Regions from separate parts of the Homo sapiens genome. Here region 1 is linked to region 2. The links are chromatin loops, found by intact Hi-C in ENCODE. Cell type or tissue: heart left ventricle. All regions are shown on one strand. Links, peaks and the distances in the headings refer to the core of each region. The heading gives the core; the rest is flanking DNA. Region 1 holds the start of XPNPEP2 (X-prolyl aminopeptidase 2). Region 2 has its middle 10 kb from the start of ELF4.

Evidence for each region. A loop is a pair of places that touch in the nucleus more often than their neighbours do. Peaks named below come from ENCODE experiments on the same cell type or tissue, not always from the same donor. Only the 100,000 strongest peaks of a DNase experiment are listed, where the experiment ranks them.
Region 1: it touches region 2 in a loop (5-fold over the local background); 1 of 110 quality-filtered maps calls a loop at or near these places.

Annotation. Positions count from the first base shown.
Region 1 is chrX:129,732,285-129,739,265 of GRCh38, reverse strand. It overlaps XPNPEP2 (X-prolyl aminopeptidase 2), which reads right to left and starts at 287. Exons shown (of 21, transcript NM_003399.6): 1 at 4-287. The coding sequence starts at 52. RefSeq lists an enhancer at 1,008-1,057. In heart left ventricle, for the core only: no CTCF peak of the experiment used is centred there; no DNase peak of the experiment used is centred there.
Region 2 is chrX:130,116,975-130,124,700 of GRCh38, reverse strand. It overlaps a transcript of RAB33A not described here. Among named protein-coding and RNA genes, the nearest start is that of ELF4, 10 kb to the right of the region's middle. RefSeq lists silencers at 3,456-3,665, 3,655-3,794 and an enhancer at 3,945-4,044. In heart left ventricle, for the core only: CTCF peaks have their summits at 3,595 and 3,813; a DNase peak (open chromatin) is centred at 3,700; H3K4me3 peaks cover 1,222 bases; H3K27ac peaks cover 1,277 bases.

The sequences.
Region 1 (6,981 bases), core at 1-4,000, 380 kb after region 2:
TACCACAGAGGAGGACCAGCCAGGGGCAGCAGCCCCAGTGAGCCCGGGCCATAGGGTCTCCAGATGCCGGCGCTGGGTGGATGGAGGGACAAGGGAGAGAGGGAGGGCTCTTTCCCCGGCCTCTTCCTTCAGGCCTTTCCTGGGCTCGAGCAGACAGAGGGTGGGGGCTGGCGTCAAGAAGGAGGCGTCTGGCTGCTGGGTGGAGAGTGCTTCTCTGGTCTTTTGTTTTGGAGGGCTCTGGGAGCCAGGGTGGGCAGAGGAGCTTTGGGCTGCCCGAGGCGGACTGTGCAAGTTCCTAGTCGTGTAGGATAGGGTGTGAGGCTATCCTGGGCAGAGTCCAAAGATCTCAGAGACAGAGGCACAACAGCTGGTCTCAATCAGCCTGCTTTTCCCAGCCCCCTCTCAGCGGCAGAGCCCCAGCCATTCCTTAATTCGGTCCCCTTCCCTCCAGCAAGCTGATTCCCATTAGCTCCCACACTCTGGGCTCTGGCTCCAGCACTGCTTTTGCTGTGGGGATGGAGATTTGCCTCCTGCTGCTGCTCCTTTTCCTCCCCACCTCTTCTTCCTCCTCGTTTTCCTTCTCCTCCTCCTTTTTCCTCCTTCCCCTCCTTTTCTGGGCTCCTCCACTTCCTCTTCTTCTTCCTCCTTTTCCCTCCTCATCCTCCTCCTTTTTTTTTTTTTCCTCCTTGTCCATTTCCTCCTCCTCCTCCTTTTTGCTCTTCCTCCCCCTCCTTTTTTCCTCCCTCTCTTCCTCCAAGCTGACTGGAAAAGCCAGTGTCCTCTCTTCTTGTAGTGCTTGGCAAGTCCCACTGTACCCCTTGGGAAAGTTGGTTGTGACTGGAGAGTTACTTTCTTGAGCTGGGATGAGTCCCCCCAGGAGTGCCCACTCTGAAGAAGTGATGCCAGCTCTTCCCTTGGGATCTGGGGAGTCCCATTCCCCTGCATTTTCTGAACCTGCACTCTGGGGAACCGAGGCTGTTAGAGCCACTCACACCTGGGAGGAAATGAAAGCCCAAAGATGCCCCTATCTGGAGGGTTTGGGGGATGCCACTGAATAGGGAAGAAGACACAGAAAGGGGAGTTTGGGCGCTCTGAGAAGACTAATTTGGTGAACTGGAAATGCTGTTTCTGCTGTAGCTTCTAGAACAGGGATTTGGTTACCCTGAAGTGTGAGTCACTCGTAAACAACACAACTCCCAATGAGGGAAATGGAGAAGCTGAGGCCTGCCTTGTCTTCACGCCCAGCTGAATCAGAGGGCAGCTTCAAGGCAGCTCCTAGTAAATGCTCTACAGAACCCTTGCTCTTTGGGTTCGAGGAAGGTGATTTCCCAGAGAGGAATGCTTTAGAGAGACAAACAGACCCAATGGGGATGGATGCTCACCTAGCCTGGAGGGCCCCAGAGGCAAACTGCCCATTCCTTTTGTTTCTATTTTTATTTTTGAAACAGGGTCTTATTCTGTTGCCCAGGGTGGAGTGCAGTGGCATGTTCTCGGTTCACTGCAACCTCAGCCTCCCGGGCTCAAGTGATTCTCCAGCCTCAGCCTTCTGAGTAGCTGAGACCACAGGTGCGTGTCACCATGCCTGGCCACCATTCCTTTTGTTTCTATTTTTAATGGATTTACAGTCTGCTTATGTCCACATCAAGTGTAAAGCAACTTTCAACCATCCATTCAAGAATGACAAAATAGGCCATTTTGAAGAGGGAAAACGGACCTTCATGGGAGTCTCTGAAGGGGCAGAGTCAAAATGAGTGAGGTGGCCCAGTGAACTTCATTCTCAGGAATAAAAGCAGAGGGCAGGAGCCCACAGCCTCAGAGGACAGACCAGGGACAAGGAGAACATGAGAATGCTGTCATTCAATAACTGCTGAAGCTCCCGCAGCCTTTTCCCCAGGCTCCTCTCTCCCACCCCTTCCAGGACTGGTAATGAAATTATTCCCAGAGACCAGAGCACTGGAAAATGCCCCCTCAAAGACTCCTGCCTCCTCTGTTTGCTGCAGTAGCCATCCTGAAGGGCAAGCAAGCAGGTAGAGCTGATGGGATTTTGCAGGGGAAGACCCCTGAAGATAGCCTTTGAGGACAAACATGGTCCTGTCTTTCTGTCAGTGAACTGAGCCTTGAAACACTGACTTGGGAGCCAATCAGCCTGAGTTTCAATCCCAGCTCTGGCACCCACTAGCTGTGTGATCTTGGGCAAGTGACTTTATCTCCCTGAGTCCCCAGTGTCCTCACCTGTGAGTTGGCATAATAATAGTACTAGCTTCTTAGGGTTGTTATGAGGATTCAATGGGCTAATGTTGGTGATGCTCTCAGAACATGCCTCGCAGAGACAAGAGTAAATGTTCTACAAATGTTTGTTAATTCACATACTAGAACTAAATAAAGCCAGTCTCATCTGTACTTTGTTCTTTCTCTCCCTGGCATCCAGCACTGCTGAAATAGCAGTTGTTAGAGCAAAGATCAGCTGAGCTGAAGGGCCAACCCCCGAAGCAAACAAACTAAACGGGGATTCCACCCCCATCTTCCGGACTCTGCCCAGGGATGGTCCCCACATAATACTCAGCCCTCTGGTTTCATACCTCTGGGTCCCAGCCTTAGCCCTGGTGGCAAAGATAACTTCACTTGCCTTCATCAGCTCCTTCCTTATCTCCCTATCTCGAAACCACTGTCTTTACTCTTATCAGTTGAGAGACTTCAACCCAAGTTGGCAACAGGCTTGAAGTGGAAAGAAATGATTCAACGTGGGGAGGGTTGAATGGCCGAGTCTTTGCATCAAAGTTGTTTGGAAGATGCATGCATCACTGGAGTCTCGCTCTGGCCTACTCAGGCAGTGGACTTCTGCTTGTTTTACTTTTTGGTCCAAAGCTAGCCTAAAGGCCAAATTCTGAAATCAGAGGTGATCTTCTCTAGAGTACCTCCTGTCTGTGCCTCTTATTTTGCACCCTCATGCCACCCCAGGCTTCCAACCTGAGCCTGCCCTCTCTGGGCACCAATGCCTCCTTGACTTCCATCAGAATACACCTTCCTGACTTACATGTTCTCCCACCAGGTGACAACCACTAGGTGTCCTGAATCGCAGCTGAGGTCACAATAACAACTAATGTCATGAGTGTGAATGAGAAAATGCATATAAAGTGACGAGCAAGCAAGGAACTCTAGCACCAGGGATACAAACAGCTTTGCTGTGGGAGCCCCGGGGAAGGGTAGAACCTGGAGGAAGGCCAGGAATCAGAGAGGTGGAGTGAATCTTGGCAGTAGAGGTGCAGAGATGGCATTGCAGGAGGTGGTCACAGGGAAGGACAGCAGTCTAGGGGCAGACTGGCGGCAATAATGTGAAAAGCAGCCTGAGGAAGCACAGGTGGACAGCGCCATGGACTGGAATAGCCGGTGGCAATAGGAAAGTCAGAGACCCAAGGGGGCTATGAGCACTGCAGAGCATCCCCTGGGGATGTCCCAAGTTACTGAGGATGAAATCATGAAATGATACCTGAGGTTCTGCAGTTCTGCAGGTGGGAAGGAGGCTTTTGAGCTAGCACATGCCCAATCTAACTCTTCATGTGACCTCACAGGCTGAGGGACTGGGGACTCTTGGCCTTGTGGGCACAGCATGTGATTGCTGCTTCCGAATTCCCGTTATACCCTCCCATCAGGTTCCAGCATCTCATGCTGGGAGATAGGCAGGGCTCTCAGAAGCAGAAGAGAAGACAGGCTTGGAGAAAAAAAGTGGCTTTGCCCAGGTCCAAGCTGACCTGTGGCAGAGCTGGGACTCAAACCTGGGTCTGGGGAACTTAAAAGCCCATGCTCTGTCCCTTGGACCTCACAGTCACCCCAATCTGAAGATCCTCCATGGCTCCCACTGCCCTCAGGGCAGAATTCAATCTCTTCAGCTTAGTGGCCAAGGTCTTCCTCTCTAACATTATTCATCTCTTCTTGTCCACATTCTCTCCATCCATCAAAGTCCAGCTCAAAATTCATCTTGTCTACCAAGCCCTCATCACCTCAAATTCATCTTGGAGACTCCCATAACATTTTATGGGAGCTTCTGTTTTCAAACCCTGACATTGACCTTTTTCTTTCTCAACAACTCTTCTGTCGTAGGTCACCCATCCCCAAGGGCAGGAGCTTGCTTTTTATAAATGTTTAGACCTGGAACAGGTCCTATCCAGGACAGAGCCCAGCAAAGAGTGGGCTCAGCACAAGTTTGTGGAGTTGATGCAAAACCCCACCATTGTGTGGCCTAGCCTCCCCATCCTTAACCCGAAAGGAATACTCTGAATGGAGGGCAATTTTCCAGCCCCAGAAGGCTGCTGTGGTGCTGTTGGGTGCCTCATCCATCACATCTGCCCTGCTTTGATACAAAGCTACCCTGCCTCTGTGTGTGTGTGTGTGTGTGTGTGTGTGTGTGTGTGTGTGTGTGTGTAGGGTGTGGTCACACAGCAGGGGGAAAGAGCTCATTTCATGGCATTTGATCTTTGGTGCTATGAGGCCCAAGACCTCACCCAGACAGCCAGGCATCAGAGAAGGGAGTTTCTGTCCTCAGGGCGAGGGTTGGACGTCCTTCGCTGTGGTTGGTGGATCCAGTGGTCAGCTCCTTTTCAGCAGCTCACAGCTGCCCATGGCTCCTCCTTCTTCTTGTGAAATCTGTTGGTGATTGTGTTAGACCATTTTGCATTGCTATAAAGAAATACTTGAGATTGGGTAATTTATAAAGAAAAGAGGTTTAATTGGTTCACAGTTCTTCAGGCTGTACAGGAAGCATAGTGCTGGCATCTGCTTTTGGGGAGGCCTTAGGAAGCTTACAATCATGGAAGAAGGCAAAGAGGGAACAGGCATCTCATATGGCAGGACTGGGAGCAAGAGAGAGAGTGAAGGGAAGGTGCTATACACTTTTTTTTTTTTTTTGAGACGGAGTTTCGCTCTGTCACCCAAGCTGGAGTGCAATGGCGTGATCTTGGCTCACTGCAACCTCTGCCTCCCTGGTTCAAGCGATTCTCCTGCCTCAGCCTCCTGAGTAGCTGGGATTATAGGCGCATGCCACCATGCCCCGCTAATTTTTGTATTTTTAGTTGAGATAGGGTTTCACCATGTTGGTCAGGCTAACAACCAGATCTTGTGAGAACTCACTTGATAATGCAAAGACAGCACCAAACCATGAGAGATCCACCCCCATGACTCAAACATCCCCCCCCAGACCCCAATTCCAACACTGAGGATTACAATTCAACATGAGATTTGGCAGGGGCACGTCATTCCACCTTGGTCCCTCAAATGTCATGTCCTTTTCACATTGCAAAATATAGTCCTCTCTTCTCAATAGTCCCCCAAAGTCTTAACTCATTTCAGCATTAACTCCAAAGTCCAAAGTCTCATCTGGAAATGAGTTCCTTCAACCTATGAGCCTGTAAAATAAAAAACAAGTTATTTACTTCCAAGATGCTATGGGGGGGATAGGCATTGAGTAAACATTTTCATTCCAAAAGGGAGAAATTGGGCAAAATAAAGGGCTACAGGCCCCATGCAAGTTTGAAACCCAGCAGGGTAGTCTTTAAATGTCAAAGCTCCAAAATAATCTCCTTCAACTCCAGGTCTCACATCCAGGCCACACTGACACAAGGGGTGGGCTCCCAAGGCCTTGGGCAGCTCTGCCCCTGTAGCTTTTCTGGGTTCGGCACCTGTAGCTGCTTTCACAGTTGTTGAGTGCCTGTGGCTTTTCCAGGTGCAGGGTGCGAGCTGTTGGTGGATCTACCATTCTGAGGTTTGGAGGACCGGGGCCCCCTTCCCACAGCCCCACTAGGCAGTGCCCTCAGTGGAGACTGTACATGGGGGCTCCAACCCCACGTTTCCCCTCTGCACTGTCCTAGCAGAGGTTTTCCATGAGGGCTCTGCCCCTGTAGCAGGCTCTGCCTGGGCACCCAGATTTCCTATACATCTTCTGAAATCTAGGCAGAGGCTGCCAAGCCTCCTTCACTCTTGCACTTTGCACACCTACAGGCTTAATGCCAGACAGAAGCTGCCAAGGCGTACAGCTTACACTTTCTGAAGCAGCAACCTGAGCTGTATCTGGGGACCTTTCAGCCAAGGCTGGAGCTGGAGTGGCCAGGATGCGAGAAGCAGTGTCCAGAGGCTGCTCAGGGCAGCAGGGCCCTAGGCCTGGACCATGAAACCACCTTGGCCTCAGAGCCTGTGATGGGAGGGGCTGCCTCTTAGATCTCTGAAATGTCTTTTTTAGTTATGCAAATATCTCTAGCAAGTGGTTACCCCACAGTCTGCTTGAATTCATCCCCTGAAATTGGGCTTTTCTTTTCTATCACATAGTGAGGGTGCAAATTTTCCAAACTTTTACACTCTGCTTCCCATTTAAATAAAAATTCCAACATTAAGTCATTCCTTTACTCCCACACCTGAGCATAGATTGTTAGAATCAGCCTAGTACCTCTTGAATGTTTTGCTGCTTAGAAATTTCTTCCACCAGATACCCTAAATCATCAATCTGAAGTTCAAAACTCCACAGATCCCTAGGTCATGGATGTGATACAGCCAAGTTCTTTGCTAAGGTATAATACAGGTGACCTTTGTTCCAGTTCCCAATAAGTTCCTCATTTCCATCTGAGACCTCAGCAGCCTGGACTTCACCGTCTACATCACAAACAGCATTTGGGTCACAACCATTTAACTAGTGTCTAAGAAGTTCCAAACTTTCCCTCATCTTCCTATCTTTTTTTGGAGGCCTCCAAACTCTTCTAACTTCTGCCCATTACCCAGTTCCAAAGCCCCTTCCAGATTTTCAGGTATCTTTATAGCAATGCTGCACTTCTTTGGCATCAATTTTCTGTATTAGGCCAATCTTGGATTGCTATAAAGAAATACCTGAGACTGAATAATTTATAGTGAAAAGAGGTTTGATTGGCTTACAGTTCTGTGGGCTGTACAGGAAAGCATAGTGCTGGCATCTGCTTCTGGGAGGGCCTCAGGAAACTTACA
Region 2 (7,726 bases), core at 1,967-5,966:
TGCAGTGAGCAATAAACCTAACTTGTTTGACCGTGTTCCTGGTGGTCTTTGACCAGAAGGGGTTGACAATTTGGACACAAATAGCCAAAATATCCTCTGGAGGACCACTATCAGGCAGAGACCCCAGTGAATTTCACCTAGTCCTGTGTCTTTCTGAAGACCTTACCTAGTCCTGGTGGAGCCTCCAAGGTCTGTGTTTCGGTTGGGGAAAGCCCAGGAGTTGTGTCTTGTGTTGGGGGACAGAGGTACCTGGCTTCCCAGGCAGGTTCTCACCTAGGATGTCTTGGCATTTGCAGTACAACACAGAGATGCTTCTCAGGGAGTATCTAGCATAGGTATTGAATTTATAAATAATATACAAATAAATGTATTCATTTCTTTAACATTTTCTGAGCAACTAATGTATGCCATAGTACTGTACTAGGCTCTGGAGATAGGAAGATGAGTAATATATTGTCCCTGTCTTCCTTCAATGGCTTTATAACCGAGTGGTGGCCACAGACAAGTCAACAGGGATTATCAGTGTCACCTAACTGCTGGGAGTATGATAAGTGAGTTCCGATTGGAACTTCATTGCTTCTCCAGTTGCTTTACTGTTCTGCTTCTATCTATTCTAGGCATTTTTAAAAATAGAGATGGGGTCTCACTTTGTTGCCTAGGCTGTTCCCAAACTCCTGGGTTCAAGCGATCCTCCCACCTCAGCCTCCCATAGTGCTGGGATTACTGGCATGAGCCACTGTGCCCAGCCTATTCTAGGCTTTTCCTTCACCTACCAAATCATAGTTCCCCCGTTTTATGGTTGTGTCTTCTCTGTCATCACTTTGGAAAGAATATGGAGAGTGCTCTGCTTCATAGAGGATGGTGCTGACATTCCTTTCACCCAGAGATTACACATCTTCCTCTTCACTCTTCCTCAGATCTTTCATTCTCCCTCCTCGTCTCAGAATCTCTGCAGTCTTCCCCTCTTGTTTTCCTTTTTTTTTTTTTTTTTTTTTTTTTTGAGACAGAGTCTCCCTCTGTCACCCAGGCTGGAGTGTAGTGAGTGGTGTGATCTCAGCTCACTGCAACCTCCACCTCCCGGGTTCAAGCGATTCTCCTGCCTCAGCCTCCCGAATAGCTGAGATTACAGGTGCCCACCACCATGCCGCCATGCTAATTTTTTTTGTATTCTTAATAGAGATGGGATTTTGCCATGTTGGCCAGGCTGGTCTTGAACTCCTGACCTCAGTGATCCATCTCGGCCTCCCACAGTGTTGGGATTACAGGCGTGAGCCACCGTGCCTGGCCACCCCTTGTTTCCCTTTTCCCTGTGTTTCCTCTTTGGGTTCCAGGGGCTGCTCCCTGCTCGTGTGTTTTCTCCCAAAGCAGAGGAGCACAGTGAAAAGAACACTCTTCCAGATTTCAGCCGCAGTGCTGCCGCTCACTGCCTGGATGGCTTTGGGCAACTAGTTTCTGAGCTCTCTGCTTCCTCATCTGTAAAATGAGAGAACAGACTAGGTCATCTCTCACCTTCAGCCCTGACCTCCTTTGTCTGCAACAGTCTTTCAGTGTTTGCATGGGACTTTCTTCATCTCTCCATCTCTCAGTTGCTGTTTACCTCTAAGGTCTAGAGAGGCTGCCAATGGAACCCAAAGCCCTTGGCAGCCATCTCCCCATGCCTCTGCTGTCCCTTTGGCTCTACTAGATGTACAGGTTTTGCTGGTTTTTGTTTTTAGTTTATGGCTTTTGTTTATAGTTTATTTTTCTTTGACCTACCCAGTTACATTTGGACCTGGGACCCCTAGAAATTGTACATTGTACATTGTCTTATTTCCTCTCCATGGAGAGTTTCACAGCCTCGAAACTGGGTTCCATGAAACAGGTCATCCTTCAGCCCCTAAGCTAAAGTTTGGCTTCAAATCCAGAATTTCCCCCAAGGAAGGCTTGACAGTGGGACTGTTGTCAGCCATGATCCTAGCACATACATTCCTACAGGCTCCCAATCCCCAACAAACATGCCCTACAGAGCTGCTGTGTGGACAGCCATCATAACCCAGGCTTTCAACCTAATACCAAGGTAGGAGCTCAGAAAAGCTCCCTCATGCTATATAAGCCCAAGCCTTGAGACCAGCCCTTCTACCTCCCACCCCCCCTTGCTCCTAGTCCATGGCCATTTCCATATTGACCATGGCCTTGGCAGAGCCGTGCCCTGAAGTGCAGTGACAAGCAAGTCAGGAAGCTTGCAAACTTCAACACCCAGCTTTGGCTCTTATCATACAGACAAAAGGAAAGTGCATACAGGCAAACAATGCCAATCCAGTACCATGATTTGCTAGGTGGGAAAGGATGCTTACGGACTATGCCCCTCTGGAAGGAAAGGGGAGCTTTAGGTGTTTCAGAGGCCAGCAGGGCTCCTCTAGCTTGAAGCCTTCCCTGGCCTGGGCCTGAGGCCCTTAGGCACCTTGTTGAAACTAATATTCTAAGCAACCAGGGTGTGATTCTGGTTTCCCACCCCAGTGGAGAGGTGATGAGACAATCCAATCCTCTCATCCCTTCCACTGTCCTCAAATTAGTGTCACAAGGGGGTGGTATGAAAACCCGGACTCCTGGGCCTCCAAGTCACCCCCACCCTATCCTGAACTGGTCCACTATCAAGTTCCAGGAGAAAGGGCCAGTGACCTCTCAGATGATCGGCTCGACTTGCTGCTGGGGTCCAGAACAGCTCAAGGCTCAGAACACTCCACACTTGTCCCTTCAGTGGCAGAAGCTGTTCCAAATCCCGCCTGAAGCAAGCCCATGTTCTCACTTGTTCATTGGAACAGGTGGTTCTAAAGAAGAGCCACCAGCTTCCAGGTGAACTCCTCAGGCAGTCCCAAGGTTCTGAAGAGGGAAGGGGATCCCCAGACCCCTTCCCTTGGGCAGGCACTCCCTGAATGCAGTGGCTAATTACAAAAGGATACCTTAGTGAGAGCTTTGCCCAATCTTGCAAACATGCAATTCCCTCCTGGGCATTCCCTGTGCACCCCTAGAACAGCACAGGTGGCCAGGTTGGAACAGGGGCGCGGAGATCTCCACGGGGACTCCCACGCGCCACCGCCCTCCCAGCTGCCCCACCGAATCCTTCCCGGGGAGCCCAGAGCCGCTCCAGTTCGCCTGTCGGGACGGGAGGAAGAGGGGAGGCGGGAGCAGAAAGAAAGGATTCCAGCACTTTGGGAGGCTGAGGCGGGCGGATCACCTGAGGTCAGGAGTTCGCGACCAGCCTGGCCAACGTGGTGAAACCCTGTCTCTACTAAAAATGCAAAAGTTAGCTGGGCGTGGTGGTGGGCGCCTGTAATTCGAGCTACTCCGGAGGCTGAGGCAGGAGAATCGCTTGAACCCGGGGGTGGGGTGCGGAGGTTACAGTGAGCCAAGATCGCGCCACTGCAGCCTGAGCGAAAGAGCGAGACTCCGCCAAAAAAAAAAAAAAAAAGAAAAGAAAAGAAAAAAAAGAAAGGATTGAGGGGAAGTTTCAAAGGGTGTGCCGGGGACCGGGGAAGAGTCTCATTCTCATGAGTCAGCGGATCCGGCCCAGTGTGACTTCACTGCTTCCCCAGAAGAGGCGCCCAGGGCAGGAGGCCGCTCAGAGCGCAGCAGCAGGAGTGGAAGCTCGGGGCGCTGGCTGCCTGCGCCGGGCAGGGCGCGGGACAAGGCTTGGGGCTGGGCTGGTCAGGCCGCTTGGGGCTGAGGCGGCGAAGGGAGGCCGCGTGCCAGCGAGGAAAGCTGGGGGCAGAGGAGCCGATATCTCCTCCTCCTGCTGCTCCTCCTTGGACGACAGTTCCCGCCGCCGCCGCCGCGTTCCGCGTGCAGGTGGCGCTGCAGAGGCGCCCGGGCGCACTGCTGGGCGGGTGGGCACGCTCAGCCCCACCAGGATCCGGGCTTGGAAGGCGCGCGAGCCTAGAAAGGGGGTAGCGAGAAAAAGGCCACCAGCCCCCGCTGCTTCTCAGGCCGTCCCCGAACTCGAGAGAAGGACGCGCTCCCACCCCACTGGCGGGAGAGTACGGAGATCAGCCCCGCGGCCGAGCGCCCCAGGTCGGGGGCTGGTTCCTGCGCGCTTCTGCAAAGTCCCTCGAGCCACCTCGCAGGCCCCACAGAGCCCCGGGCGGCTCCTAACTTCAGCAAAGGAATTGCAGTTTCGGGCGGTCTTTGCTCTCTGGGGATGGCGCTCTTGACCCGCAGGCAGTAGAATGGAAACTTTGAGTCGTGTCTGGGGCGTTGGGGGTGGGTTTCCCTGAACAGCCACTCTCTAGCCTGGCTCCCATGAGACTTAGAACGCATCTCCAGCACAGGGGATGCAGACTGTGGCCAAGGCTGGGGCGCAGCCTGAGACTCGGCTCGGCCGACATGAGAGGTAGAGGCTCTGCTTAAGTCCGGATCTAGAGGGACAGTTAGGTGGTCCGTGCTTGTCAATCCGGTCTTCTGCAGCTATATAAGGAAAAAAGAAAAAAAAACAAAAAACAAAAAAACAAAACAAAAAACTAAGGGCTTATCTGGGGCTCAAACTTGCAACCTCTGTCTTCATAGATAGAACTTCGTGTCCTAACTCCTTGCAGGCCCTGAGCTCTAGAAGCCATGATGCTGCCTTGGACATCCTCGTGGTGCTTGGTGGTTATGAGGTGGCTGTTTAGTTAACATATTGAGAATATCAAGGCACAAAAATAACCTTGTGGCCAGAACCTGTGGGGAAAAGTTGTTGAGGGCTCCAACCTCGCCCTTTCCAGAAGCTAGAGTGGCCACTTCTGTGATACAACTTGACATATAAAATCTATGGGCAGAGTGTGTCCCTCTTTTCTGTGCCAAGAAATAAAAGCTGCACCCCGTGTTAGCATTCTGGGTGCCTCTCCTCCCCTCTCAGTCCATCCAGTTCTCCTGCTTTCAGGGTGTGCAAAACCATCTGAGAAAGTCATCTAAAGACTTCCCATAAAGAAAGGGAAGGGGCGGGGGGAATCCAAAGGATCCTAAACGTTCCCAGGTCTCACTGTGTGCCAGGAGAAATACCGCCTGTCTCCCGCCCAGACCTCAGAGCCCGGGCCTTTTTCCTACAGGGCGGTGCCCAGCTATTCCTGGAAGCCCCCTCCTTTCTACCAGACCCCTCCCCAAGGTGTCTCCTCCCAGAGCACCATCGAGGAGAAAGATCAGATCAGCAAAGCTTGACGTCCCCCTGCCCCCTCTTTCTGTCCCCAATCTGACCTGCAGTCTCAGCCTCTGCCCTCTCCTGATGCCACGGCGCTGGCTTCTTCTCCCAGAGCAGGACCTGAGCGGTGAGCTCTTCCCCAAGCCCCCCTAGGTGACCAGGAGAGGATCTGATAAACTAATTTGTGTTAATGTGATAATGGGAGCTAATGGGGTCACGTGCTAACCACGGGTCCAAGTTCTAACTCAGCATCACAAACTCAACCCCAAGTTAAGGCTGCAGAGATGGGAATTTTGGGCTGACTAATCTCCACAGCTGGCTGGAGGGGGTGGGGGAGTGGGAGGAACCGAAGCCCCTGGACGATCCCAGGGTCTGGTGCCTTTGAGCTGCTGTCTCGGTTTCAGTTTCATCCTTGGCTGACACATTCCTCCGAAGAGTGGAATTGCTTTGGTTTCCCTCCAGCCCCTCTCCCGTCCCTGGCCACCTCCGTCTTGGACTGCTAGCTCCCCTCGGTCAGCCCTTCTCTTCGTGAGGGGAGAGATGGGAAGATAATTTGGCAGCGACGAGGAAAAAATGTACACGTAGACATCCTGAGACGCACAGGCTCACATACCATACTGCTTTGCAGACAGACATGTGCACATGCCCTCCACGAACACACATGCATGCACGAGGGGACCCGACATCCAAGACTTGAGCCCACACACACACAGGCATATGCACACACATGCACACCCCGAACACAGTTATGCCCTCACTCACATCTGTGAGACCCACACAGACACGCACATAGGCAGGCAAGGCCCAGAGAGCCATGTTGCACACAGACCCACATGCACACTCATACACCCTCACACACACAAACCAGCAGCAGCCGCCGAGTTGGATGGCTTCCTCAAAAGAGGGCTGGAAAGCTTGTTTGCTGCCAGCAAAGGGGCCTAGACATTCCGTGAAGTGACTCATACTGCACCTTTATACACATTGTTATATTTTTCTGCATTCAACAACAACAACCCTCAACCCCGATGTGGGGGCAGGGTGGGGAAACTGAAGAGTGGCTGCATTTCCACTGGGCCTCTGCTATGCCTCTGTCTAGCAAATGTTTCAGGCCTGTCCTCACTTCTCAGTGGATTGTGGCAATCCCAAAGAGCAGAATTGTCTACCTCCTGGTACAAACCTCAGCCCAGGCCTGCCCCTTGGGAGGATGCAGAGTGGATGAAATTGGGGGCTGATGAGTTCCCCTCATAGACAATCCCCCATCCTACCTCATCCCTAGTCCTGGATATCTGGGGCCAGGCCCCATGGTCCCCTGTGGTGTCCCAGTCTGAGCCCCTCCTGATCTCTCCTCTCCAAGTGCCCTCCCCAACTCTCCTGAATCTGGCTTTACTGCCACCTGCTTGCACACTTCCGGGCAGTGGCATTCACTTTATATAATACGTAGAGCCCCGTGCAGTGTGACTGGAGGCCCCTCCCTTCCCCTGGGTCTCTTCTCCATCTGAGGAAGAGATGTCAGCTTGATGGCTACTTGTGTCCCCATCCCCCAGCACACTCAAGGGCCTGCAGAAATTCACTTTGTGCTCACTCCGGCAAAACCTCCCTGTGTTGACAATCTTGGTCCGCCTGCACCGGGCTGTGGGGAGATCAGCTAAGGCCAGGGCCTCCCCAGCTTCACTCTGAGGACACATCAGAGGTCAAAGAGATGACACAGGACAGGTGTTGGGCCAGCAGTTATTCATGGCTGAGGGGTTAACTCTGGCACCACTGGACAGAAGCCCCAAACCCCTGAATGCTGCAATGCCTCTGATAGGAGCCCAGGGCAGGTGCCTGCCTCTTTGCCCTGGTCCCAGGGACTTTTGCAGGCTGAGCTTTGGCTCCAAGGTAGGAGTTGGGGATCAGTGGAGTTAGAGACTCCAGGGGGCTTGCCCTCATCTCATTTGCTGACTCTGCCTAAAGCCAGTTCGTCCTCATTTTTTTTTTTCTTTTCAAATGAACCACAGGTTTGTGTCTTTCCATCTCCCACACCCTCCAAATTTCCCACCATCCCAGAGGGCCCTCCTGAAGAACACGGAATCTGTTTCCCAAACAACAGGCCCACTCCCCAGCTGTCGGGGGTTGGGGGGTAGTGCCTCCCAGCAGCCACCACGCTCAGGGTGAGCACCTACTCACAGCCAGCAGCGCCTCCTGTGTCGGCATCATCCCCTCCAGGCAGCCAGCCCTCCTGAGCTGCTGTCCAGCTCGAAGACAATTGAAAGCCGGTGATCTTCTGAAGTTTTGTAGGGGCTTTCATGGTGCTGGGAGGAGACATGTATAACTGTTTTTTGTTTTTTTGTTTTTTTGAGATGGAGTCTTTTGCTCTGTCACCCAGGCTGGAGTGCAGTGGCACAATCTCGGCTCACTGCAAGCTCCGCCTCCCAGGTTCACACCATTCTCCTGCTTCAGCCTCCCGCGTAGCTGGGACTACAGGAGCCCGCCACCACGCCCGGCTAATTTTTTGTATTTTTTAATAGAGACAGGGTTTCACCATGTTAGCCAGGATGGTCTCGATCTCCTGACCTCGTGATCCGCCCACCTTGGCCT